Regions from separate parts of the Homo sapiens genome. Here regions 1, 2, 4, 5, 6 and 7 are each linked to region 3. Evidence: chromatin contacts called from ENCODE Hi-C or POLR2A ChIA-PET data. All regions are on one chromosome and are shown on one strand. The core of a region is the stretch at or near the end of the contact, and the rest is flanking DNA. Distances in the headings are between cores, read along the strand shown. Region 1 has its middle 24 kb from the start of LINC01871. Region 2 has its middle 81 kb from the start of LINC00299. Region 3 overlaps LINC00299 (long intergenic non-protein coding RNA 299). Region 4 has its middle 52 kb from the start of LINC00299. Region 5 has its middle 41 kb from the start of LINC01814. Region 6 has its middle 68 kb from the start of LINC01814. Region 7 has its middle 96 kb from the start of LINC01814.

Region 1 (4,125 bases), core at 1,503-4,002, 310 kb after region 3:
CACGAGAACATACTCTACAGAGATTAAAGTATCTCCAAAGACATGAAAATAGAAAGCATCCTTTCTACTACAAAATGAATTTGACTCTCTAAATTAACAGTGTTGGCCGGGTACTGTGCCTCACACCTGTAATCCCAGCGCTCTGGGAGGTCAAGGCAAGAGCATCATTTGAGCCTAGGAGTTTGAGATTAGCCTGAGCAACATAATGAGATCCTGTCTTTATATAAAAAGTAAAATAAAAATAAAAATAAAATAAAATAGCCGTGTAATTTATTTTTGAGTAGTTGAATTATTTATTAGATTATTGCAGCTTATCAGACAAAGACACAAACTAAGAAATAAAAAGACTCACACCACGTCTAAGATATTACTAAATTCAACACCAATTTAAACAATGACAGATATAACAGCTGAGTTCTCTTTTGGGCTATAATACTGGAAAAATATATACTTTTGGCCAAATAATTTAATTACATTAAATTTTATCTTAATAGGCTACTGAAAGATTAAAAAGATAAATGTGAAGATATTTTGTAAACTATAAACTACTATTAAAATGTGAGGGCTTAATTTCATTTACAGTGTTACTGTTTTATTGAAGACTTCTTAAGTGGACAAACTATGACAAATCTGAAGCAAGTTTTTTTAAAATTCCATATTCTATAAGTTATTTTGAAATATTGGTGAATATGAATATTATTTGTTTATTCCTAATATGTTTATATAGCATGTAATGTTTTATATAATATATTCCATTATATTAACAAAATATATAATATGTTAGTTAATACATAATATATAACATTAATATATGAAATACTAAGAAAATATTCATAATAATATATTGATATATAATATAATCACATATGTTGAATTATATTAATCTAACATATAATATAGTATGTTATATTTATTATATATTATATATAATTTGTCTATACAGAGAGATATTTGTATCTTTTTAAAAATGCTATGTTGTAAATATTTTGCAATTTAATGAATAATTGCTGTAAACTTGACTTTAGGTGAAGGTATAATAGTTAATGTTCTCCAAGTTCCCAAATTTTCATTATTTCCATTGTTTACTCATTTAGTTGGTAATTGTTTCTATTTGTTGCTCATTTTAATGTATTTTACATTTTTAAAATCATAAATGATGTGGTATTAATACTTTTTATGCACAAATTATTATCAACATCTTTGACTATTTTGTTAGGATTCCCTAGAATTTTCCAGAATTACTGGGCTAAAGTTTTGTACTTGATAAAAATTGACATATTATTTTAGGAAAAGATTGCAAGTGTGTACAAATTCGAGCTTTTACAGGTAAATGAGAGAATTCTTTTCACATGTCATGCTCTCCAGCATTAAGGGGTTTCCAAAGTTACTTCTAATTTGTAATGCAAAAACAGCTTTTATTACCTTAATTACAAGATTTTATCATTATAGAGCTGCCCTGTCCAAAGCTGTAGCCACCAGCCACATAATTTAATTTGAAATTCACTAACTTACATAGAATTAAAAAATTTAGCTCTTCAGCTGCACCAGCCACATTTCGAGCACCCAGTAGCCCCATGTGGGCCACAGTGTTGAGCATCTCAGAACAGGACACTTCCATTGGTACAAACATTTCAGCTGCTATAGAGGCTAGATTTTATTTTTATAAATTAATAGCTAGTTGTAATTATGTTCTTTCATTTGCAATTGATCGACACAGACACATAACTCAAACCTGCTTAGAAAATAAAATTAAGGATAATTCATTAGCTCATTTCATAGGCAGTCAGGGTGGATATGGATTTCCAGGCATGTCTTAGCATGCTATTTTAAACAATGCTTCCATCTCTCTACAAAATCAGTAACATATTTTTTTTTTCCATTTTCTTCTATCGGTCTCCATTTGGTTGCAAAGATGACAGCTTGTGGTTTATTTCATTCTCGTAAATGTTCTGTCATTAGCAATTTGGTCTGACTTATTTTAATCACATAAATTCATTATGGAAGAATTTTTTAAAGGCTTATTATAAAAATTGTTTATAGTATTCAATGTTTCCATTCAAAATATAATAAACCCTGTATATTATTTGTATTTTACAGATCATAGAAATATTTTTGTTTTCATATACTTTCTACATAAATCTTGCAAAATTTATAGCTAGGTACTTTATGTTTCTACTACTATTTTGGATAGGGTCTTTTTTTCATTTTATTTTCTAAAAGCTTACTGCTCATTTCTAAAAAAAATATTGAATAATCTGTATCTATATTTTATCTGTTTACTTTGCTTATCTAAGTTATTGAGTCTAACATTTTTTTCAGTTGATTCTCTTAGGCTATCTAAGGTATAATCTAAGTATATTCTTTGAATTATAAATGGACTTTTTAAAAATTATTATTTCAAGTAGTTCCCGTTATGTTGGTTCTTGTCTCTTTTCATTCACTAGAACATTCAGAACTATTTTTAAAAATTTGATTTTAAACATTAAGAGTGCTTGCAGTTGTATACTTCGAAAAATTCACCTTGAAAAGACGAAATACAAATTTGAAGTGAGTTCTTTAAATCTTTATTTGGTCCTATATAGAACAATGAAAGGTCTTTGTTGCCATTTTTTTAAGAAAAATCGTATTGCTAGAGATTCACTTTTCTTTCTTCTTGTTGGATGACTAAACAGGAAGAGCGTAGAGCTGCCAAGCCAGGCTTTGCTCAGCTGCATCCTGCCCAGCCTCAGGCGCTCAGTGACCTCAGTAGGATCGGCTGCTCCTGTCTTCGAGCCATCTCTTGGCGAAGGACTTTCCAGGTTCCTCGGCAGGCAGTTGACGATGTAGCACCAGGGGACTCCTGTCCCTTGGTCACGTCCCTTTTTTCAACGTGACCTCAGTCTGGTCCTCTCCAGGCTGTCTTTACTGAGGACAGGCCATGCAGATCCCTGGTCAATCTTGCTCTGCACCCAGGTTGTCAGCATCCTCAGGGTCCACATCTTTCTCCCCTGTACAGAGGGGCTGGAACCCTGCTGTGGCTGGATATGGGAACAGCCACCCGCTGTGGTGGGAACAGATGTCATAGGGCTGGCCTTCAGGAGCTGTGGTCGAGCTCTCATTTCTCACCACACTTTCACACTATTAGTTGTTTAGAGGTACTTTACGGCTGCAGAGCGTCTGTGACGGCTAAAATTGTCTGTTTTACTGGTTACAAAGGGCCTGTTCCAGAGTCTGAATTTAATGGAATCTCCACGCTCTCTCGGCAGCCCCACAGCCTCTCCAACGCAGCGTCACAACGTTTCTGGACGTGGATTGCTTTGTAAATGTCTTTAATTTCACTTTTCACTTTCAAAATACCAAAACTTGAAATGTATATGATAGGTTGCTTGTTCAACATGTAATACAGAATTATGATCGGTACACATATCAAAGAAAAGACCTTGGACCTATAGTGAATTAATGATGAACAAACGTATTTTTGCATGTTTTAAAGTAACACAAAAATTTTAGCTTAATAACCTATTTTTAATTCCCAGTGTTAAATTCTGCTAAAAAAGTTTAGCCTAAAGCTGTCTCCTTACATATTTTAAATTCAGCCTGAAGGTTTCTTCACGTACAGTGAACTGAAACCTAACTAGATGTTAAACAAACTGGAACCAACCCTTGTGCCCATTACTGAGTTTTGGCCAAAGGCAGCCAACTGTCCAAACCAAGTTCAAATAAGACACTACCCAGCTGTAACAAGTCTGGCTGTTTCTGACCTCACTTCCGTCTTTTCTACCTGGGATTTCCTTTTTCAGTCTTTTTTGTTTTAAGACAGAGTCTCACTCTCTCTCTCTTTTTTTTTTTTTTTTTTTTTTTTTGAGATGGAGTCTCGCTCTGTCGCCCAGGCTGGAATGCAGTAGCATGATCTCGGCTCACTGCAATCTCTGCCTCCCGGGTTCAAGCGATTCTCTTGCTTTAGACTCAAGAGTAGCTGGGACTATAGGCACCCACCACCATGCCCCACTAATTTTTGTATTTTTAGTAGAGATGGGGTTTAACCATGTTGGCCAGGCTGGTCTCAAACTCCCGATCTCAAGTGATCTGTCCCCCTCGGCCTCCCAAAGTGCTGAGATCACAAGTGTGAGCCACTGCACCCGGCCC
Region 2 (3,619 bases), core at 811-3,310, 350 kb before region 3:
TACATCTCGTAAGAGAATGCAGGCCATGCTGCCTGCAGGCTGTGAGCCTCCCCCTTCAAACCTCCAGGAAAGGGAAGAAAGCTCTGCACCTGGCATTGTTAACTTCAGGCTTACAAGAGTTGAGCCAAAGCTAACCTCCCATCTTGGCAAGTTGAAGCCCTACTCACCTTGGAAGGCTCATTGTGAATGGCAACTTCTCCTGGAAGCTCTCCAGATCCTCCCCCAGACAGGGTCTCTCACTCACAGTACTTTGCACAGGGAAATATCTTATTACCATGCAATCTTTTCCACAGTTGTTTGTGTTTGTGTCTTGAAGTCCCGGAGGGCTGGAACTCTATCTATTAATATTTGTGTGTCTTGCATGTAGAAGGTGCTTAATAAATGGTTGCATTAGTAGGTGCTTAATAAGTGGATTCGAATGAAGGGAAAAAAGGTCCTGGAACCTTTTTTCCTCCTCTAATTTTCCCTGTTTTTGGGTGAATTTGCGGCTAAACTATCCTTGTAGTCTGTCCTTCTGATATTTCTTTGTTTCTCTGTAGTCCCATTGTTGATTATTTCTTCCCCATTCATGCATTTACAGGTCTGACCTATATTAGAACTAGCGGTCTCTGGTCTCTGAGTCCTCGAGGGCTGGGTTCCTAACCATCTGTAAGTGCCAAGGCCAGTGCCAGGTCTTTAGTCAAGGTTAATAGATGGCAGCCGGTGAGATAGAATTCCAGCCTCCTGGGAGCCCCTCTCTAACCCTCCTCTGTTCCATCTCCAGCCCACACCCCCTTCTCCCTGGGCCAATCAGCTGCACTATTTCATCCCATCCTAATGAGGGGAGCAGGTGGCCCAGCCATACTCTGGGTCCCTTCTGTGCTTCTCCTTAGTCTTCCCAGCCACTGCTGATCCAGACCCAGACTCACACATGATGTTACGATGATATGGGCTTCAGCTTTGATCAAAGCTGAAAACTGCAGCTGAGACCTGTGCTGGCTGATAAATTAGCAAAGACTGATTTCAGCCAGTTGGGCCAGAGTCTGCAAATAAGTGGTGCCAAGAGCTGTTGGCATAGTTCTAAGTCAGGCCCTTCTAAACTATTCCTTAAAGAACGTCACATCATGGAGGAGGAAACTGGTGGTGTATTGTAGATGTAGGATGGTATCGAAAGGGCCCTCTGTAACCAAGAGGCCAGTAGTTCCCTTTGTCCCTGTTGATTTTCTGCCAGCTTACTCATACTCTGTCAGTAAAGTGGAGGAGAAGGTCATAGAAGAGAAAAAGACAGGGAGGGCCTGCATGTTTCTGTTATTTCCAGTGTGAACATTACAAGCAAGCTCATTAGGGTAATATTTTCAGTGGAAAGGTACATTTCTACTGGGCACAATGTAAGAATATTTTGCTCATGGAATTTTCACTTAACAATAGGGAAAAAAATCCGTTTTCACCAGGCAGCCTGGGCTCCAAGTATGGATTTGACAAGTGTTTCCCCAAATGCCACCAGGTCTGAAGTACGCAGCTGCTATGGAAATTTCAGAACTCTCAAAAGAGCCCCAAATGTATTTTAAACAATCACCAAATCACATATCTAAATTGCTCTTTCTATTGTTGCTAACAACATTTGGGTGTTATAATTAGAGCGACCCCAGAGATCTTGTCTGAGAAATCTTACACATTCATTTAGCTTCTGGACTTTCTGTGCTTTCATTTAGTGTCATGGTGAAATGCAAGGAGTCTGCCTGGCGACTTTCACATCCTATTCATTAGAAGTTTTACTTTCTGGCCCTAAGACGTTGATGTTTGGGTTTTCAGAAGTGTAAGATCATCTTGAATCTGAAACTGTCTTATCTTTGTGTCATTTTTCTTGAAGTCTCACCCACCTGTCTCTCAATCTCATGTCAAAAGTCATCCCATGACTCTTCCATGTTGTCTGATGTGATTTCTGGTTCAGTTTAATGAAGTTGTGAGAAAGCACATCATGGAGATGGAAGGAGGCTGTGTTTTCTACTGTGTGACAGTGTCATTGACTCATCCTAGCGATGCCACTCGCCGCAGGGCTGGAGAGCAGTTGATTGGCTCGAAGAAGAGGGCACATGGATTTATGTAAACCACTTGTGACCATGTTCGGGACTTTTGCAGGGCCTTAAAATTCTATCACAAATGACTCAGCTCTCTTCACAGCTATATTTTTTCAGGCATTTTTCCCCATTCAGGTTTGATAATTTTCTCTCTCAGTTCCTTCTGGTTAATCTTCTTATCTTCAAAATGTAAAACTACCATGCCCATTTTAAAATTAATTTACATGCTGAAGTTTTTTTTTTTTTTTTTTTCCAGACAACTTTCTCCTACCCTTTTTAAAGATGATATCTAACAGGGAAAAATCATGCTGACTTCTTAAAGTCTATTCTGGGATTTATTGGCAATTTGTTCACACACATTAAAGGTTATATTAGAAACTCCCCAAGTACTCACATTAACCAATGAATATAGCATATCGCAGATAACTTGGGCATCACTGTGGGACATAAACAAGGGGTCTCATTGCTTTATAATCTATGTATGTATACCCATTACAGCTTGGTATAGAGTAGCATTGAAAAACAGAGTAAGAATAACTTTTTGCTGGTCGGGCGCAGTGGCTCACAGCTGTAATCCTAGCACTTTGAGAAGCTGAGGTGGGTGGATCACCTGAGGTCAGGAGTTTGAGACCAGCCTGGCCAACATGGTGAAACCCTGTCTCTACTAAAAATACAAAAAAATTAGCTGGGCGTGGTGGCACAAGCCTGTAATCCCAGCTATTGGGGAGGTTGAGGAAGGAGAATCGCTTGAACCCAGGAGGTGGAGGTTGCGGTGAGCGGAGATTGTGCCACTGCACTCCAGCTGTGCAATGGAAGTGATACTCCATCTCAAAAATAAAATAAAATAAATATAAATAAATAATAACAAATAACTTTTTTTCTGTAAATTTTTCTGGATTTTTAGTGTCACACAGCATTTTGGCTCAGTTTTAACTGTTCCAATCACCTGAATTGACATTGTCATCGAGATCTTTATTGAATAAAACTGTGTGAATCAGATTCAGCTTTCTTTTGAGGATTAAAGTAGGCATTGGGAAGTATACAGTATTAGTCAGGGTTCTCTAAGCGAAACGTAACCTGTAGGACATATAGAGATAGACACGTGGGAGGTTTACAATGTTAATGGCTCCCAGGGTTGTGGAGGTCCAGACGTCCTGTGACCTGCCCTTTGCAAGCTGGGGAACCATGAAAGCTGGTGGGGAATTTAGTTCAAGTCTGAAGGCCAGAGAACGAGAAGTTTCAATGTCAGGAGGCAAGAGTAGAAGGATGTCCCAGCTCAAGCAGAGGGAGTGAACTCACCCTTCCTTCACCTTTTACTCTATTCATTGGATAGATGATGACACTCACATTGATGAGGATTGGTGTTCCTTACTCAGTACACTGATTCAAATGCTAATCTCTTCTGGAAACGCTGTACCAGGCAACCCAGAAATACTGTTTTACCAACTATCTGGGTATCTTGTAGCCCAGTCAAGTTGAAACATGAAATTAATGATCACGTATAACTTTGGTTAGACTGGAAGGTACAGAATCTGAAGCTCATAAAGTTCCCACCTTGAGGC
Region 3 (4,196 bases), core at 508-3,007:
AATAATAAAATAAAAAAGTAACAGAGTTGGATTAAACCAAAGATTTTTCCAGTGCTAAAATTTATATGAATTTAAGTGCATCCTTGCATTTTATTTTCAGTATATTCTACCTTAGAGACAAAGAAGTGGATAGCTTGGGGAAGGAGGAGAAGAGAGTTTCACAAAACATGTAATGCAGTTTAAAATCTCATTGTTTCCTTGGTTTAGATTTTGTGAACAATTTGGCATGAGGAGAGAAAGGAACCTGAAGTTTTTAGCAAGGAAGGTAAGTTTCAGTGAGTTTGATTTTGGTGGGGGGCTTGGTGGGGTGCTTCACTTTCATTTTGACTTTTTCCAGATGAACTCCCAACTTAGAGAACATTTTAGAGGGCATAAATATGTGTGAACTGAAACTAGAAAGCAGTCTCAAGAACACAGTGAAAAATAATATTGAGGGTGTTTAATGAAAAAGCCATCTGGAAAAGAGTGGTGAGGTTTTCCACAGTAAAAAACAACTTATTATTATTGATTCTGAAACTACATATTTCAACCCTCCAAATCTTTACTTTGATTGTAAGGACTCTTTAGAATTCTTTCCAAATGCATCACACCTTTCTAAGAACTTGCGAAATCACCTACTCCAACAGCTTCTTTTTATGGATGAGAAAACTAAGGCTGATAATTGGAAGTGATTTAGGGTCCAGAGTTGAATCAGGATTACGGCCGGGGGCTTCTAGTTCTTAGTCCAGAGCTTTTTCCATTGAACCATACCTCTGTACCTCGGGTAGACCTGTATGCTTTACATTTCTTGGTGTTCACTTGCCTACTTTGTTCTGGATTGAAGGAGGAAGACAAGGAGGAAGAGAAAGAAGAAAAAAAAGGAAAAAAAAAGGCAGACTTCATATGTCCCTCCCAACTCTTTTTTTATCCACCTCTTAAAGGCCAAGGTTATTTACTCATATTTTAGTATTATGTTTAAGCAATAAAAAGGTGTTTTTATTAAAGGGTCAGGTAAATAGAATTTTTAAAATACCTAGGTCAGTAAATGAGATTTCAGTCATTGTACAGGTGTCTTTGACTTCTGCACTTTCTATAGTGATGGCTGCACCAGCACATTCAGAGGTGTTTGGCACATGTTCTAGCCTCTGGACGCTCCGCTTCTTTTGAATTGACTGAGGGATGTGCACGGGTGGGAGGAGTCCCTGATGTTGACACAGGTGTTGTCTTTCTGGATCAGTGTTTTTTTTTTTTTTAATCTAGAGTGTTTCTGAAAAGAAGAGGGATTTCATTCATTGTGTACCTGTAGACTGTGTGTCAATATCTGTTTATTAACTGCTTACTTTGGATTTAGAGTTAATCTTTGTATTTACATACATTAGCTTAGGGACCTGAATAACTAATTGAATATGTGACATCTTTTTCAGTCATTGAGTTGATGTTGATTCTTATTGGTTTCTTTGATCTAAATATGTTAAACATGTGGAACATGTAAAATGATACAAAAATTCAGGCATACCCTCAAGAGAGGTTTTAATTTCCTTAGTAAAATCTAATCATTCATTTATTTATTCATCCAATCAGTGACATTAACTGAGAGTCTACTACATGCCAGGCTCTGTGCTAGCTGTTATAGGATGCTAGAGAGGAATAAAACATTCTTCATTCACTTCCAATAAATCTCAGACCAATAGGAATGACAAGGCAGATGTACAAAGAGCTTTAAAAAAGGCAGGAAATGATAACAGCTCTGAAAGAGGAACCGATTTTGCACAACTGGATCAGAGGAGAGAAAGAGCACTTCCTCTCTGGAGGCAAGACATAAGCACACGACAAAGTTTATGTTGGACACATTGTATTAAGTGCCAAAGGAGTGTAACAAGAATAACAATAACAAAAACAAATGGCTAATTTTAGCACTGTTTCATTGAATTGGCAGTAGGGGAAAAGGCCATTACACTTGGGACTGAAAGAAGAAATACTTGTTGTCTGTATTTAGACTTCTCTATCAGAAAGTCTAGCCCTTTGCTAGGGGAGTTGTTGGTTTTCTATTGCCCAAATCTTCCCCAAAGAAGCACAGGAGGGCCTGCATGACAATACTCCAACAGTGATATTTTTTCTAATTTACATCTTGTGTAAATATTTTCTGATGCTTCTTACCAAAAGAGTTTCAGATAAATGGTTTAAATGTTGTGGCAGACAGATCTTAGTAGGGTGGCCCTATGGTCTTGCCATTTAATCTTTTCCTGTGATCAGGCTATTTTATATGGTAACAGTGATGGGATATTACAACACACAAATACACACACAAACATACACACACACACCCCATCTTTATAGCACACATAAGACTTCTCTCCCTTGGAGGCTTGAGGAAGGAATCTGCCATATTGCAAGAGAGTTTATGGGAGGGCAATGCAACAAGGAACCATAAGACACCTGTAGAGTTGAGAGCTGCCTTAGCCAACAGCCAACAAGAAATTGGGAATGTCAGTTCTGCAAATGCAAAGAGATGAATTCTTTCAACAATCTGAGGGAAATCTGAGGGAAGTTAGAAGCAGTTCTTCCCCCATCCAACCTCTGATGGAAGTGTAGCCCAGACCGCACCTTGATTGCTGCCTTGTGAGATGCTAAGCAGAGGAAATAGCTAAGCTATGCCAAGACTCTTAACCCACAGAAAAAGTAAGATAATAAATGTGCTGTTTTAATCCACCATTTTGTGGCGATTCATTATGTAGCATAGAAAATGAATACAAATGTGAGAGCCAGATACATGAGGAGTATTTCTGTGAAGTTAATAAAAACACTTGATCCCTTCTTACCTGTAAAATAGTATATGGCTATTATACAAATATGACTCATTTGAAAGAACCCCAGTAGAGACAACTGAGAAACCAATTGATCATTCATGATTCATTATAATTCTAAAAAACTGAAGAGAAAGGAATACTTTCAAAATCATTTTAAGAGGTCAACATTAACAATAATAATTAATTAATATTGTTAAAACACCCACACTATCCAAATTATTCTATAGACTCAATGCCATCTCTATCAAATTTCCAAGTTCATTCTTCATAGAAATACAAAAAAAGATCCAAAATTTGTATCAAACCACAAAAGATTCTGAACGGCCAAAATAACCTTGAGAAAGAGCAAAGATGGAGGCATCACACTGCCTGATTTTAAAGTATACTACAAAGCCATACTAATAAAAACAGTATGGCTGGCATAAAAAACAGGCAGACACACCAATAGAACAGAATAGAGAGCCCAGAAATAAACCCACACACATACGATCAATAATTTTTGACAAGGCGCCAAGAATCCACAATGAGGAAATGATAGTCTCTTTAATAAATATGTTGCCAAAACTACCTGAAATTATAAAACTCTTAGACAAAACATTTTGGGAAAAGACTCTTTGACATTGGTTTTGCCAATGACTTTTTGGAAATGATACCAAAAACACAAGCAACAAAAGCAACAATAAACAAATGGGACTAAATAAAACTAAATACTGCTGCATGACAAATGAAACAATCAACAAAATTAAAAGACAACTCTATGGAATGGGAGAAAATATTTGCAAGCTATAGATCCGATATGGGGTTAGTATCCAAAATATACAAGGAACACATACAACTCCATAGCAAAGGCCCAAACAATCCAATGAAAAAGTGGTCAAAAACCTGAATAGATATTTCTCCAAAGAAAATGTACAAGTAGCCAACAGATACATGGAAAGGTGATCAACATCACTAATCGTCAGGCAAATGCATGTCAAAACCATAGCGAGATACCATCTCCTACCTCCTAAGATGCTATTATTGAAAAGACAGAAGATAATAAGCATTGGCAAGGATATGGAGAAAAGGAACTGCTTGTACTCTGTTGATGGGAATGCAAATTGGTACAGATACTAATTAAAACAGTATGAAGACTCCACAAAAATTAAATTTCCATATGACCCATCAATCCCACTTTTGGGTCTATATCCAAAGGAAGCACAAGAATCAGTAGCTAGAAGAGATATCTGTACTTCCATGTTTATTGCAGCGTTATTCAAAATAACCTAGACATGGCAACAACTGACATGTTCATGAATGAATGAATGGATAAAGAAATTGTGGTATACATATACAATAGAATATTATGCAGCCTTATAAAAGGAAGGAAATCCTGCCATCTGCAACAACTTAGATAAACCTTGAGGACTT
Region 4 (3,766 bases), core at 785-3,284, 320 kb before region 3:
TGTGGCAGGGGTTGTTTTGAGTCCCACCATCTTCCATCCCTGATGCTTGGAGAAGCTGAGGACACACAGGGTAAGTGATAGCCCAAGCTGGGAGGAACCTGGACACTGGGTCTGAGAGCCTCCTTCAGAGAAGCTATTTGTGGCATCTTGGTGATTTAAAGATTCTCCCAAATCTTATTAAAAATGAATGGATCAGCTGGGTGCTGTGGCTCACACCTGTGGTTTCAGCACTTCAGGAGGCTGAGGCAGGTGGATCACTTGAGGTCAGGAGTTCGAGACCAGCCTGGCCATCAGGGTGAAACCCCCGTCTTGAAAAAAAAAAAAATTAGCTGGTTGTGGTGATGCACGCCTGTAATCCCAGCTACTTGGGAGGCTGAGTGAGGAGAATCTCTGGGACCCAGGAGGTGGAGGTTGTAGTGAACCGAGATTGTGCCACTGCACTCCAGCCTGGGCAACAGAGCAATACTCTGTCTCAAAATAAATACATAAATAAAAAAAAAAAGAATGAATGGGTCCTGTGATCTGGGGTCAAAATAGTGTTGTTTTTGTTGACCTCTTACCTGTGTGGATTTCTTACAGATTTTGTAAAAGAATCTTATTCCATCAAAAGCAATCCTTAGCTTTATTTCAAGATTTCCCTTAGTATGTAAACCAGAGCAAGACACAGACCTGTGAGATGCTATGTGAAAAACGGTAGGATGGTCAAACAATTTGGGTAAGGTTTCTTGCTCCATCCTCCTCCTAGAGAGTCCTGGTGGACCTGAGATTTTGGGAAGATGCAGACATACCAAACCCTAGTGTTATTTACCTCTGGGGCTGGTATTGGAGTAACGAAGGTGAGGTTATCCATATTTAATTAACTAACCTCTGTATTGTTTATAAGGAGCATGTATTTTTTTTGTAACTTAAATAATCCTATAAAATAAAGAAAACAATAAAAAAAAAAAGAAGACCCAAAAAATGTTCTGAGAAGGCCTGCCATAAGGAAACCTAGTATGTCCCAAATGTTTCCCACTAGGTAACACTTAACTGGTTCTTACACCAAATTTTTGGGGGAGTGCTTTCCTAATAAACATCAATCTTCCTTGATTGCATACATCTCAGAATAATTTAACTTTACAGCTAGAAGTAAGTTAAAACATGGCCCCTATGCTCACTGCACTAGAAAATAAAGTGACGCCTGCTGAGGTTGTGTGGCTTGCCCGAGGTGACCCAGTGGAGGCCGACCAGAGGCTCCCATCCCCTTTAACAGGAAGGTGAAGCTGCCCACCCCTCACTTTTGTTAATAATGACACTGTTAAATTAAGCTAAATGTGGCCTGAGGAGGCCTCCCTACTTTGAGTCCCTGGGTAACAAATTGCAAGGTAACTTAGTATGTAAACTCACTGAAAGCCCACCTTTGAAGTATACTTTTGTATCATAACTGAGTCTCAGCCAATCACAGCAGCTGAACTTCAGTCAATCCCAGACCGCCAGCTGTTCAGACCACATTCAAATATGGCAAAGGCTGCCTGTAATCAGTCAGGCCCTTTCTGTACCACACTTCTGTTTTCTGCCCATAAATGCTGCCTGCGCACTTGCAGAGTGGAGAGCTCTCTGAGCCTCTCTTCTGGTTCCAAGCGCTGCCCAATTGGAGAATTGTTCTTTGATCAATTAAACTCTGTTGAATTAATTTATCTAAAGTTTTTCTTGTAACAATACCATTACCATTATAACAGCCGTTAACAACAGGGCAATATATACAGGGGATGCTCCCAGCTCTGCTGTGCGTATTGTACTAGGAACCTTTAACATCTCAAGACTTCAGGAAAGATAAATACGTTTTCAGATCTGGGCTCAGGGACCTGCTGTCACTACCCTGGGCTTTAAGAACATGTTGTCACCCTTTTCTCTCCTGACACTGCCTACTCCATCAGGAAAGGGTCTGGTGAGGGCTGATTTTAGCTCTCCCAGGCATGGCTGCTATCCTGAGTCCCTGCTTCCTTGACACGCCTTCCGCCTGGCTTCCTGTAGGTCTCTGAAAGTGGCAGGGAAACCAGATGCACGGGAAATGACGGACTTTGAGCATTTCTCCCCTAAGACCCAACAGAACACTTCATGGGGGAACTTCTGTGGTTATTAGCCAGCTTCCTCTGCTGAATGAGAAAGCCGGCTGCCCCCTCGCACTCTAGGCTCTTGAAAGGTCAGACTTCTGACTCTAAAAGTGACCCAGATGAGATGCTGAAAGGCATGTTGGTTACAAGGGAGGGGACAAGAGGCACAGCTGTATTTCCATAGATAGCAAATACAGGGGGGCAAAGCCATAGATTTTAATTTTGACACTCCTTAATGTAAAAAATAAAACAAAACAGAACACAACTGGCATGCTTGCAAACACAGGGTCTGAAGTCCCTGTGGGAATAACCAGCCAAGGAAAAGTGAATGTGGGAAGGAAGAATGGGATTGTATCAGGCTGCTTCACAATGGGAGGTCACCCCACATCATTTATAAAAGGTAAGTGCTGGCACAGCCTGGCGGGCCCTGAGCACCACGCTGCAGGTGTGATTTATGAGGGAGAGACTGACTATAAATCAACACCCTTTGTTTTAAGTAGTAGTTCCAGTGCAGTGGATTAATTTACATGCAAAGAGAATGAAGAAAAATTGCAATGTATTATAATCTACACGTATCACAGAATTAGATTCCAAATTGGAACAAAGCGTTCCCACTGGCTATTTGACCACGACTGTAGAACAAGTGCCCTTGTGTGACGTTCTTTACGGGGCAGGGATGAGATAGTGACCGTTTGGGTCTTCAGGTCACCAGGGAGAGTGGTTTGTTGGAATCCTGAGTGAGAAGCTTCAGTGCTGGAAACCAAAAAAATTAATTCCTTTCGATGTTGGCGTGGCCTGGTTGCCAGGCTCTCAGGGTATCTTTGTTAGTAAAAAATCTTGCATTGTCATCATTTTTGTTACCATATTTGAACTTTGGTGTATTGCTGCTCTTGGTGTTAATATATTATAAAAGAGGGAGACAAGATTCTAGGCCAGTTCTCATCAGCCATTGTGTAGCTGGGGATGAGAGAGAAGAGCCAGTTTGAGCGTGTGCAACTGACGCTGGGAATTTCCATCATACGTGTATTTATTCTATTTATTTGGATCTTTGATTATCCTTACTGTCTTAATGGCTCATGGTTATTTCACATATGTCAACCTTGTACTGCTCAAGAGACAAAAAACTTCCTGAGAGCAGAGCTGAAATCTTTGGTTCTCTTGTATTTCTCAAAATGCCTAGCACTTTGTATGGGAAAGAATTGATTCTCAGGATGCACTTGTTGACTTGAATCAAATGTCTGTGAAAACAGGAGAGAGCCATTGCCATGAATAATCAAAACCCTAGGGTTATTCAAAGCCCTCATTTCAGCTCTTAAATTTAGCTCTCTTTTCCCTCAAGCCTTTTATCATAAATACCATGAGGGGGAAGGAAAGAGGATTATGATTTCATCTCTATTTGCCTCTCCTACCCTCCTGCTGGTACTGAAATGATCAAGAGAGTAGAAAAATGCCCAAAAACCAACAGAAGGAAAGAGATGCAAACGGCTCAGAGAACCATGCATGGGAGGCTTTGCCTAGAATGACTGAGACAGACTGTCATCTTGTAAGCTACTACCTGTTTTTGGTTTGGTGATGATTTTGTACCCATTAGTGTGTGCGGTTTTGCATTTGTGTACTTTGCGGTTTCAGGTGGAACTCGAAGTCTATTCTTTCAAGGACAGAAGGGAATTCCT
Region 5 (3,794 bases), core at 83-2,582, 480 kb before region 3:
AGGTCGTCGGGGCAGAGACCCCAGTCAGACTTTGAATCTGGGCTCTGCCCCTCATAGGTGGATAGGTGGTGGAACCCAGGGCCAGGCCTATTTAATCCTGAGCCTCCCTTTGCACATCCGTAAAATGGGGATAGTCTTAGCTGCCTCCTAGGGTATGTGAACAGGAGTGGGATGATGCATGGAAGGATCCAGCATGCCACCTGGCTGATACTTTCTCCTCACTAGGGATTCTGAAGGGCCCGCCCTTGGCATTGGCTGAAACGCGGTGGGAGTATTGAAAACGCTGGACCTGTAACTCCACAGAGAAGCGCCTCCCCACCTCAACACCAGCACTGTTCTCAATGTGTGGTGGCCTCTCCCTGCCTGAGAGCTGGTCATTTTGGCTTCAGGGAGCCGGGTGAGGCAATGCACGGCCAGCAGGTCATTTGACCTCAACAGCGCAGGCTCTGCCGGCTGCGATTCCATCACCCCTGGACTAGCAGAACCACTGCCTTTGCAGGAGTCTCAAAGGCCTGGGCTTTTGGGGGTGCTTCTCCGCCACTCCTGACTGCTTCTTTCCCTTCGGGGGCCGTGGCTGGTGCCTGCTGCGGGGTCATTGCGTGACGCGAGCACCGCAGCATCTCAGGTGCACGCGCCCTTCGATGGCCCTGAGGTGCCCGGGAGCAGGCGAGGGCCGAGTCTTAACAGCTCCACTTCCTGTCCCCGAGTCTATCTGCCACTGCTCTGTAGAGTCCTACAGTTTATCTGTGGTCAGTTTTCTTACCCATTTCCTGCCAGCTGCTACTGGTTTTTTAGTCAGCTCTGACAGCTACGGTAATTGGGAAAGGACGCAGGCTGCTGGGGCCGGGTGATTCACCAGCTCTGGCCAACAGGGACAAGGAGCACAGACGGAGGCACCCCGTCGGTCCCCCAGGGCCTGGTCCCCCAGGCTTCAATGAGTGAGACACAGAAAAGACCCAGGGGCACACTCATTGTGAACCGAAAGCTGATCTCTGTGCACGCGCGCGTGCATGTGACATAAGGGAATTTTTTTTTTTTGAATGTGCCAGAGCCAATATAAATGGTTTCATGTTTTGAGAAGTCAGAACATAACTCCAGGCTGAGTGAGGCCCCTCTCCCGGGGAGCCCCATGTTTTCTCTGAGGTGTAACTGCGGTGAGTTGTCTGTGCCTCAGATTAGGATACTGGAGTCACACTTAACATTTTATTTCATGGCATTTCCAAAAACGAAGGGAAAACCCCCATTGCAGCAAATGACTCCTCCAAATAGAAAACTTTGTGTCTGTTTTGTAAATGCTGTGGAAGGGAGTTTTGGAGCTGCCTCACTGTCAGTCATCGCCCAGCCAGGTGCCTTTGGTTGCTGAGTGTTGCACTCAGGGGTGGGCTGCTGGCTGCCGAGCAGTGCCCCTCAGAGGCGGGGGCAGGACCAGCCACACAGCCTCACCTGTCTGGGCCTCTGGAGCCAGCGCCTCCGAGTTTTACCTGACTCTCCGGGTGGCCCTGTTGCCTACTCTAGTGTGAGAAGCACCTCTCTAGACTTTACTGGAAGCTAATATTAATTTTATTGATAGCCGTGGGTTATGGAGCATGAAAATGATCCTCCAATGCAGAATGAAATGACCCACTTCACACAGATTTACTGCCTTCCTCCCAGGCACCAGGATCTGTGCTGGGCACAGCAAGGGACCACCTGGCCTCGGGAGCTAAGGGCTCTGTCTCCAGGGGTCCCAGTCTGGAGAAGGTGGGTAAAGCAAACAAGGAAGCCTCCTAATAAGAAGTTCCCTAATCAGACATGGACTTTGCTGCCAGGAGCACCCAGTGGGGCCAGCCTGGGGCCCAGGGAGGTAAGCAGAAGGGGCTCACTGTAGTAGTAGGTGAGACACAAACAGTTTCATCCATGGGTAGGAAATAGATGAGGGGGAGGGAGAGAGTTAGGAGATGGTCATGGAGATTGCGGGTGCTAAGAATGGCCTTGGTGGGTTTGGGGTCATCCCTGCTCTGACACTGTACAGCACAGTCAGCTTGAACCAGTCCCTGACCTCTCTAAGGATCAGTTTTCTCATCCATGCAATGGGTTTAATGATAGTTCCTTTTGTGATTGTTGTGATACTTCAATGAGAGAATAATGCAAAGTGCTTAGTGCAGCCCTCACTAAGCTCAGTAAGGAGGGTGACTGCATCTGAGGGCAGTGGGAGCCACTGAGGGGGTTTCAGCCGGTGAGTGACGGGAGCAGATTTTTTTTTCTTGAATAATTCCTGGAAATGCTTTGATCATTTAGGCCAGCAGAGGCTCTTGGTTGAGCATGAGACGCATGAACCATTAAGATTGCAGGATATAATCATGTGCAAATTTTAGACAATACCTGAAATCCTAAAATGCATTTCCTTTTTCCCATCGCCATAGTTTTGGATCCTAAAATCAACCAAAAGCAGAATCTGACCACTTTCCAAAGCAATGGTCCTTTAGATTGAGAACAAAATCGTGGAACAGCGCTTCATTTTTCCCGTCTCAAGAAGTCACAAGGCCCAGAATGCAAGAAAATCATGGCTTTTCGATGACCAGGCCTTGTTGGAATGGCTGAGAAGCTCCTCAGCCCCGACCAGGTGCAGTGACTGCATTCGGCTCTCACGGAGCAGGTCTGAGTGGAGCCAGGATTTGCTCTGTTCAAAGATAAAAACCACTGGAGAGGGAAGCAGCAGATCACAGGGAGCGATCTCAATCCTATAGGGGCCTGCTCCGGGGTGTTTTGCACGAGGCTCCATGTTAAATAAGCCTCCATTCGAGCGCAGCCTCAGGACGGCCATCCTTCATTCCTCTCAGTCACACACCTTCCACTTCAGGATGGCCATCCTTCATTCCTCCCAGTCATGCACCTTCCACTGCCTGGTTCTCTGAGCGCTTCCGTCTAGCGGGAGAGACGCCTTCGACCAATAATTGCACATAGGTCTGGATGATGCCCAGCCACAGTCACTCCTCTAAAAGCAAGGAACTTGCTTCTGCAGAGTCAAACGGAGCTCACGTGAGGTTCCTGGAGGCACTGAGGTTTCTTTCTAGTCTCCTGTTTTGCACAGACCTTTTTCTTACTGAGCAATTCACTATCTGCTGGCTTCGGAAGAGGTGGATTGGGTTTCAGGTGGGGGCACCAAGAAGCAGCCAGATGTCCAAATTTGGAGGCAACTCAGGCCACCCAAGTGCCTGCACAGGAAAATGTATGCAGCTGCCGTGCCACATCAAAGGCAGGTGGTCCAGGGTGATCCGGGTGCTATTCGTGGCACAGGCACCAAAGTACTGTCATCCGAAGCATCCTCTATCTCGGTTTCCTCATCTCTAAAATGGGGCTCCATCTAAGTTTTCTGGTTCTGCAAAAACTCCTGAGCAAACCACTTCACTAGCCAGGAACCTGGTATGCCTGCCATGCCTGGGGCAGGCAGGGCTTTCCAATTTCCTCCCCAAGGTTTTCTGAGAATTCATCTGACAGTGTCTGTAAATGTCCCTCCATTCTCTTTCATAGAGGAAATGCTCACATTAGAAGAAAGTCTCTTATGACCAGCACTCCCCACTTTCAAGGTAGAATTTTTCTTGGCTCCCACAGCCCTGGGCTGGCTTCTGCACAGCCTCCCAGGGTCTTTTCCTAACCCACAAGTTGGATTCTGCCACTGGTCTTGCCTAATTCCCACTAAGAGCCCCTACGGGAAGACACCAGGGCTCTTTCCATCACCTGCCTCCCCTTGCCCTTCTGAAGGGCATGTGGCAGCAGCACAGAGCAGCTTCAGGCTCCCCAGTGGGGCTGGGCTC
Region 6 (3,809 bases), core at 150-2,649, 460 kb before region 3:
AGTGATCCACCTGCCTCGGCCTCCCAAGTGCTAGGATTATAGGACTGAGCTACCGCGCCTTGCGATTATAGATACTCTTAATCACACATGCTGGGAACAGTCCCTAGCAGGTGTGGAAATCAATAAATATAAGCTACTAGAGTATTATCTGTATTAAAGTGGGTGGTCTCTGAATACGGGTGCTCCTTCAAGCCTTTTGCGGGGTGGCTTGTTTGGAGGGAGGCTTTACTTGCCGTTCTGCCTCCCAGCCAAGCTGCTCCGTGTTGGACCTGTGCAGGCAACGAGGGGCTGAAATGGTGCTTAATGGCAGCATGGCGTGTCCTTTACTCCAGGCTGTACGCGGGCAGCTCCGAGATCTCCATTTCTGAGCCTCTTGCTCCACTGTAGACTTGGGAACTACTGCTTCTGCTCCCCCAGGTGCATCACCGTCTACGGGAGGAGGATGCTGAGGGGCAGTAGGACTTGGACCTGCCTTGGTGTGACTGGCCTTGGAATTCCAGATGTGCCACTTCCAAGCTCTGTGACACAGAGCAGGTTACTTCACCTCTCTGAGCCTTGGTCGTTATTGTTGATTGCTCAATGAGCATTTATTGAGCACCTCCTTTGTGTGGAGTTCTATTTTAGGTGTGAGAATTAATAGATTCACATAGCCACTAGTCACTGTTACTTAGACATGGCTCTGGGCCTGAGAGAACGTGAAATCTATTAGGGAAAAGATCACTAAATTGATGATGGTCAAGCGTGCACAAGAGTGGGAAAAGGTCCTGGAAGGCTCTCCAAAGGACGGGCTGCATTTCAGGGAGAGATGGGAAGCAGCCTGCGGGATCGGGGTACCCTGGAAGGGTGTGTGAGGGGTGGAGGGTGAAGGTGAGGAGGCAGGTGGCACAGCTGTAAAAATGACACAGTGTGAATGCGTGGGGCTCAGGGCAGGCACGCCAGCTCCCAAAGTGTAGGGCCATGCACTATGTTATGTGGTTTAAGCAGATAACTCATTTCATCCTCATAAATCCTCTGAACTAGTCACAGTATTTGTAACTCAATGTTACAAATTACAAGTAATGATAAACCACAGCCTGCCCGAAGGTCACAGAGCCAGGACATGCAGCATGGGCAGTAGGTGGGCTCCACTCTGAGCCCTAGGCTTCACCACAAGGCTCTGCTGCCTCCTACTGTGTCTTCCTTTCTTCCTGCCATGTTGGAGGAACTCAACTGGGAACCACTAGCCGCAGTCCTGAATGGGCCCTTTCTTCCCATGAGGACACCTGGCTGGAGGTTGGGGCCCAGAGGAAGTGGAGCGACAGCAGGTGTAGAATGGTTTCTGTTTGCTTCTCAGTTCTGAAGTGTTTCCTCTGATAACATTCACAGACAGCAGCTCTGCTGGACAGTTACTGCCCACCTGGAGGGCTTGAGGTGCTCTGTGTGGGGAGGTGGAGGAGGGGAAGGGGAGGAGGAGGAGGAGGGGAAAGGGAGGAGCAGGAGGAAGAGGAGGGGGAGAAGGAGGAAGACCTTGAGGAGGAGGAAGATAGGGAAGAGGAAGGGAGGAAGGAGAGGGAGGAGGGGGAGGAGGGGGAGGAGGGTGGATAAAGAGGAGCAGGAGGCAGCCATGCCCAGTGCCTGAGCAGGACCTGAGTGTGCTGTTCCTGAAGGTATTAGGAACCTCGAGCTTTCTACACCCCAGCTTCCTTTGGGTTGAGGTGTTCCTGAGACATTCACAGTGTCAAGGGCAGCCCTCCTTCGTGACGCAGGGGACGAGATACCATCGGAACAGGAGTATATTTAGAAGACAGGAAACCAGCCCTCCAGCTTGCCCTTGATTTTACAGCCAGCGTTTTAGCCTTGTGAGCACCCCCGGAATTGACTGAGGCTGCAGGGCACTGTGAGAGGCCCTGCAGCCACCCATGTGGCCTCTTCCCCTTTTCTCCTCTCTGCCTCTTGGCCTCTCTGCTGTCTCTCTTTCTGTTTCTATGCTGTGCTGGCTTTGCTGGGGTTGTCCCAAAGTGATGGGGGAGAAATGACATTTTACTTGGAACTGAGTCATTTTGCTGGATTTTTTCAGCTGCGTTCCTGATTAGTAAACCTGTTTCAAGAATGGGAAAATGCACGGGGCTATTTTTAAGTGTTCTCAGCACCAGTGTCCCTAATTCCTAGAACAGACATCAATTGCTTTTCTAGTCTCAAATGCAGATAAACATGCGGCAGCGACATGACCTTTAGCAAAGTAGACTTGCCTACCAACAGTTTGCTCATCTGTAAAATGGGGCTCACACACCCTACCTCATGGGCAGAGGAAGAAATGAGACAATGAGCACCTGACCCCCCACACAGTGCATATTGCCTATGGGTGTTTAATGTGCTGAAGGTTCCTCTGGTGGTTTTTTTCTGGATGAAACTGTGCCAAGACCAGCCCCAGGGGAACTGGTGAATCCCCTGGTGTGCTAAATACAGGTGTGTTTCTTAGTTTAAAATCCGCCTTTGGTCGGCTACTGGAGGAATCATACTGAAACTTGTACTTAAATCATCAGCTGGGAGAAAAGTTGGTAACTCCTGCTCAGTAAATAAACATTTGCCAAGCCCTCCCGTGCTAGCTCTGCACAGACAGATGGAGAGGGAAAGGGAGGTCACACAGCTCTGCCTGAGAGCCTCCATGAAGGGAAGGAGGTGAGCACAGAAATGAGGACCAGGCAGTGAGAATTGTGGGATGGGGATGGGGTGCCTGGCTCTACTAGGGGAGTTTGGAAATGGCTTATCTGCAGGTCTCATTATCCATGGTTGAAAGCTAGAGGACACTCCAAAATGCAGCAGTAGTGGAAAGACTGGGGCACCATACGCTGTGAGGAATACGTGACCTTCCAAGAATGAAACACATTTATGTGGCTAATTTAAATGACAGCCGTGATCAATTTAGTGTCTGTTGAGTGCTAGACATCGTGCCCAGTGGTTTGCATGTACCTCCTCATGGGATCTTCACAGCAGCTCTGTGGGGCTGGTACTGTCCTCATCTCCAGATTACAGATGGGGCCAAGATACTTGCTCAAGGTTGGACAGTTAAGAGACAGCAGAGTGGGGTTTGAATGAGATCTGTGTGACTTGAAGTTGGCTCTGCCTGTGCTGGCACCTGGCTTCCCTGCTCAGAGGATGGGCTCACCCTTCTCCCCTGGCCCATGCCAGCAGTGAGGGAGGCATCCTAGGTTCCCTGGTCTCTCTTGCTACCATGTCCAAGCAATGTTGAGTCCGAGCTATCCCGCCTCCCTCAGCGCCATCCTAATTCTGCTTCTCATCCCCTCCCCGCTGCCCCACATGGGTCCCGCCTCACCCTCTGTCTCCTGGCCTCCTGCAGGAGCAACCTAGGTGGTCTCCTTCTGGCTGTTCCTCCTCAAACCCATGCCTTCGTGGCTGTCAGTGAGCCCTATAAAATGCAGTGGCACGTCCCTCTCCAGGGTACCCACCTTCAGGACCTCCCTACTCCCACACTCTTGGGACATGTCTGTCTCCACCTCAGCATCCCCAGTGGGCCCTGCCTGCCCCTCCAGCCTCCTCTGGAAGGATCCCGGCCCCCTGCTTCGTGCCCAGGACCGTGAAGCTGTTCAGGGTCTTGCTCAGGCCAGGCCAGCTCCCCTCTTCATGCTGTCCCCACCTCCAGCTCCTTCCTTTCCCTTTGCCTGGTGGCTCCTGCTGTGAGACTCAGCCCTGGCACATTTCTTCCAAGAAGCCCTTCCAGACGCTCTCCTCCCAAACTTCCCGTGAAACTCTATGGGTATCCCGGTTCCACTGGGTCTTTCTCATGACACGGGAGTCTCTTTCCATCTTTT
Region 7 (3,676 bases), core at 380-2,879, 430 kb before region 3:
GCTGTGCAAGCTGGCCACCATGGGCCGGCCTTGGATGGGCACGCTAGGCTGTGGTTAACAGGGGACCCTGGAAGCCGACGGCCTTGTACTGCATGTCATGGCTCTGTGGTCTCAACTGCTTTTTGTCTCTGTTTTCTCTTCTGAAAAATGGGGACTATAACAGCTCCTGCGGCAAGGGATTTTGAAGATGATAAAATAATGCAAGTTAAGTGCTTAGTGGGTACAGCGTAGGCGGCACGCGCCCAGCCCATCATGATCATCTGTGATTGTCCTGGAGCTCTCCTCCCTCCTTCTCACATGCAGCCTCCAGCTTGGTTAGCCTGCAAACCTCCAATCAGTCAGTGCCTTCCCTAGGGTGGCCCAGCTGCCCACTGTGATCCTGCAGCCTCTCACCCTGCTCCCGGGCTGCAGGCTGCCTGCACCATCCTTTCAGACGCATGCATCTGATCAGGTTCTGTCTTTGCCAGAAAGTCATCCAACAAGTCTCTTGTGTCTTAGGGCACAGTTCTGCCTCCCTAGCACAGCAGGTGGGCTCAAAGAGGGCCCACCGCCCCTCTTCCACCTCCCACAGAGGGAATGGGCCTCTCTGTCTCATGTCTTTGGACACATTGCTTTCTCCCCTTGATGCATCTCTCTGCTCTCGCCCCAGCTCCATCTTGCTCTCTTTTCTTTTTCTCCTCCTTGTCATCCTTTGCACTCAGCTCAGCTAAAGCGCACAGCCCTGAGGGGTCCCTCCCTGCACATCCCAGCTGGGCCCTCCAGCCTCACACGAAGCTCCTGGGAATCCTCTGATTCTGCATCCTCGGGGCCTGGTGCTTGTTTCCATCCCAGCCACCGGGAAGCGGTTTCTCCAGAGCAGGGGCTAGCATGACTTAGCTTTGTTTCCTGGGGCCTGAAGCCCAGTAGGCATCGGGAGGGGTCTGGGAGGATCTTCACGGCATGAATAGACCCGCTGGCCACAGCCGATTCTGTGTTCCTTCCCCACGTGTGCTGCTGTCCCCACAAAAAATGCATTTCGGATGCTGAATATCCACGCCTCACGGTGCTCTGGTGACTAGGGGGATCCCTGTGAGATGGGGGCTTTCCAGCAACCTAGATAATGAAACCACAGAGCAGCCTTCCCCTGCGGTGACCTAGTTCTTAATTCCTGTAGTTTCAACACTCATCACAGCAGAATTCTGATGAGGCTGGGCTCTTTCGCAGCTGGCATTTGATGAGAAAAGGGAATTGAAATGTAGGTGATTGATTTGGACCTGGAGAAGCTGATTGGATGTCACCCTGTTCTTCCCGACAATGGGGACCGGTCTGTGCAAAGGGGACTTCCTGTGACCCCTGCGGGTCCACCGGAAGTTCTGATTTCTCCCCGTGGAATAGGGGCGCGAAGGCTGCCCTGTCACACACGGCCCAAGAGATTGATTACCTGGGCTCTGGCAGCCTCTCTGGGTGAGTTTCTCAATTAGAATGAAAAATCTCTAACAATTCTTCACCCAGATCCTCATTTGTCTTTTTAGAACTGAAGCAAAAATTGAACTCTCTGAGTTGGCTTAATGGAGTTCATCCAGGAGGCCGTGGGGCTGGTGGCTGCAGCTCGTGGGCTGATGGGCACACGTGCTTTCCTCTCCAGTCAGAGAAGGGCTGAGCGGGCAGGCTGGAGCCCGCCGTGCCTCTGGGGGATCACGTCCATACAGCCGTTTAGCAGGAAAGGGAAGTGGAGACGCTAGCATGGCAGGTTTACTTTTCTCCCCCTTTTTCTCTTGGTGAACCTTACTCAGCACAAACGTCCCCTCCCCTAAGGAATCCTTTCCTGCCAATTCCCATCTCTTCCCAAACCGCATTGGCCCAGGCTTCCCTCCCGCGGCCTCACTTGGCTCTCTCCAAAGCCCCCGTCCGACAAATTCTCTTATTGGGTGAGGTTTCCTGGTCACTGCTCAGCAACCTGGCAGCCCCTGGAGGGCAGAATGTGCCCCGTGGAGTGCCTGGGATCTGTAAGGAATAAGGGGAGCCATGCAGCCGTTGTCGGCCCCGGCTGCCCAGTGAACTGTTAGAATCTTCTGAGGGGTTTTAAAATAAAACGCAGAAGCTGGGGCCCCACACTGGACCAATGGAATCAGAAACTCTTAGGAAAAGACCTGGGAACCAACATTAAAAAAAATATCCGGCCGGGCGAGGTGGCTCACGCCTGTAATCCCAGCACTTTGGGAGGCCGAGGAGATAGAGACTATCCTGGCTAACACAGTGAAACCCCGTCTCTACTGAAAAATACAAAAAAATTAGCCGGGCGCGGTGGCGGGTGCCTGTAGTCCCAGCTACTCAGGAGGCTGAGGCAGGAGAATGGCGTGAACCCAGGACGCGGAGCTTGCAGTGAGCCGAGATCGCGCCACTGCACTCCAGCCTGGGCGACAAAGCGAGGCTCTGTCTCAAAAAAAAAAAAAAAAAAAATCCCTTAGGTGTTTTTATTTGCAGGCGGGGAGAAGAACAACTTGGAACAGCAGAAACGGGCCTTTGGAATCTGACTGCTTGGGCTGGGATCGGGGCTTCCCTCTTGACTAACTTGGCTTTCTTCATAAAGGTTCATGTCAGGGAGCTGTCTGCCAGGTGAGGTTGCTCGGTTCTAGATAGGATGTATAAAGCACCTGGAGTAGAATGTGCACCCAGTGACTTTTATTCCTGTGGTTGCAAATGCTTGGTGGACATCAGGCATATGGAGTCGGTGGTAGGCAAGATCTGGTTTGAGCAAGTTACCAAATATTTGAATGTGGGTGGGTTGCCTTTTCTGAGTCTCAGTTATCTCATTTGTGAAAAGGGCTTGATAAGATTGCCCACATATCCAAGATGTGGAAACAACTAAGACAATGTCTGTGGATAGATGAGTACATACAGAAAATGTGGTCCATCCATACAATGGAATATTATTCAGTCTTTAAAGAGGAGGAAATCCTGCAATATGCAATGACATGAATGAAACTTGAGGACAATTATTGCAAGTGAAATAAGCCAGTAATAGAAAGACAAATACTGCATGATTACACTTATATGAGGTCTCTAAAATAGTGAAATTCACAGAAGCAGAGTGTGAATGGTAGTTGGTTACCAGGGGTTGGAGAGGCAGGAAGTGGGGAGTTACTAATCAATGGGCATAAAGTTTCAGTCAAGCGAGATAAATAAGGTCTGGAGATCTACCGTACCGCATTGTACCTATAGTCAACAATAAAGCATCGTGCACTTAAATATTTATCAGGAGGGTAAATCTCATGTTTAATGTTCTTACCACAATAACAAAATTAATTGCATGGTAAAAAGAATATGATCCACATCATAGACATGTAAGCATTCAATGAGCCAAGACATTCAAGTAATAAGTATTTGATAACCGGTAGTTATTTATTGTTATTGTTATTATTAGACTGCTGGCCAAGTGGGTGAAGAACATAGGGTAAATGCCAACTGATGTTTATAGGGGCAAAAACAGTTAGATGATGATATATGACTTGTGGTTATTTGGACTTCCCTTCTAAAGCATATCTCTTGAAGCCTTGAACTTCAAGGAAACACCTCACACCTTGATTTTTGACCTTCATAAATCAAAATATTGATTAGACCTTGTCTTTATTATGTAACGTTAGATTGGTGAACTCCCAGTACATTTATGGAGTCAAAATACATTTTCATTTGGTAA

Evidence for each region. A loop is a pair of places that touch in the nucleus more often than their neighbours do. ChIA-PET counts read pairs that join two places held with the same protein, here RNA polymerase II (POLR2A). Pooled maps may share reads with other maps.
Region 1: a pooled map shows a loop between it and region 3 (2.1-fold over the local background). The contact joins two enhancer-like sites. A Hi-C loop is called at or near these places in 6 of 50 pooled maps. POLR2A ChIA-PET finds 5 or more read pairs at or near these places in 2 of 52 experiments (OCI-LY7 and activated CD4-positive, alpha-beta T cell).
Region 2: a loop to region 3 is called in a pooled map, with 2.6 times the contacts of the local background. The contact joins two enhancer-like sites. A Hi-C loop is called at or near these places in 11 of 37 single-sample maps with no recorded cell type and 13 of 50 pooled maps. POLR2A ChIA-PET finds 5 or more read pairs at or near these places in 1 of 52 experiments (activated CD4-positive, alpha-beta T cell).
Region 4: a loop to region 3 is called in a map of transverse colon, with 8 times the contacts of the local background. The contact joins two enhancer-like sites. A Hi-C loop is called at or near these places in 1 of 168 maps with a recorded cell type or tissue (transverse colon), 1 of 37 single-sample maps with no recorded cell type and 3 of 50 pooled maps.
Region 5: a map with no recorded cell type shows a loop between it and region 3 (2.1-fold over the local background). The contact joins two enhancer-like sites. A Hi-C loop is called at or near these places in 3 of 37 single-sample maps with no recorded cell type and 10 of 50 pooled maps.
Region 6: a map with no recorded cell type shows a loop between it and region 3 (3-fold over the local background). The contact joins two enhancer-like sites. A Hi-C loop is called at or near these places in 11 of 37 single-sample maps with no recorded cell type and 10 of 50 pooled maps.
Region 7: a pooled map shows a loop between it and region 3 (2.0-fold over the local background). The contact joins two enhancer-like sites. A Hi-C loop is called at or near these places in 4 of 37 single-sample maps with no recorded cell type and 8 of 50 pooled maps. POLR2A ChIA-PET finds 5 or more read pairs at or near these places in 1 of 52 experiments (activated CD4-positive, alpha-beta T cell).

What each region holds. Positions count from the first base shown.
Region 1 is chr2:7,747,843-7,751,967 of GRCh38, reverse strand. No RefSeq gene overlaps it. Among named protein-coding and RNA genes, the nearest start is that of LINC01871, 24 kb to the right of the region's middle. Within about 2 kb of position 2,752, at least 4 of the 41 ENCODE cell types and tissues checked have a DNase peak (open chromatin) inside an H3K27ac peak, as active enhancers do.
Region 2 is chr2:8,407,357-8,410,975 of GRCh38, reverse strand. No RefSeq gene overlaps it. Among named protein-coding and RNA genes, the nearest start is that of LINC00299, 81 kb to the right of the region's middle. Within about 2 kb of position 2,060, at least 6 of the 41 ENCODE cell types and tissues checked have a DNase peak (open chromatin) inside an H3K27ac peak, as active enhancers do.
Region 3 is chr2:8,056,417-8,060,612 of GRCh38, reverse strand. LINC00299 (long intergenic non-protein coding RNA 299) reads left to right here. Exons shown (of 9, transcript NR_034135.1): 8 at 208-265. Among named protein-coding and RNA genes, the nearest start is that of LINC00298, 82 kb to the right of the region's middle. Within about 2 kb of position 1,757, at least 2 of the 41 ENCODE cell types and tissues checked have a DNase peak (open chromatin) inside an H3K27ac peak, as active enhancers do.
Region 4 is chr2:8,378,504-8,382,269 of GRCh38, reverse strand. No RefSeq gene overlaps it. Among named protein-coding and RNA genes, the nearest start is that of LINC00299, 52 kb to the right of the region's middle. Within about 2 kb of position 2,034, at least 5 of the 41 ENCODE cell types and tissues checked have a DNase peak (open chromatin) inside an H3K27ac peak, as active enhancers do.
Region 5 is chr2:8,540,834-8,544,627 of GRCh38, reverse strand. No RefSeq gene overlaps it. Among named protein-coding and RNA genes, the nearest start is that of LINC01814, 41 kb to the left of the region's middle. RefSeq lists enhancers at 175-234, 1-403, 404-910, 885-1,174, 1,185-1,234. Within about 2 kb of position 1,332, at least 27 of the 41 ENCODE cell types and tissues checked have a DNase peak (open chromatin) inside an H3K27ac peak, as active enhancers do.
Region 6 is chr2:8,513,586-8,517,394 of GRCh38, reverse strand. No RefSeq gene overlaps it. Among named protein-coding and RNA genes, the nearest start is that of LINC01814, 68 kb to the left of the region's middle. RefSeq lists enhancers at 1,938-1,987, 2,188-2,297. Within about 2 kb of position 1,399, at least 14 of the 41 ENCODE cell types and tissues checked have a DNase peak (open chromatin) inside an H3K27ac peak, as active enhancers do.
Region 7 is chr2:8,485,769-8,489,444 of GRCh38, reverse strand. No RefSeq gene overlaps it. Among named protein-coding and RNA genes, the nearest start is that of LINC01814, 96 kb to the left of the region's middle. RefSeq lists an enhancer at 976-1,365. Within about 2 kb of position 1,629, at least 8 of the 41 ENCODE cell types and tissues checked have a DNase peak (open chromatin) inside an H3K27ac peak, as active enhancers do.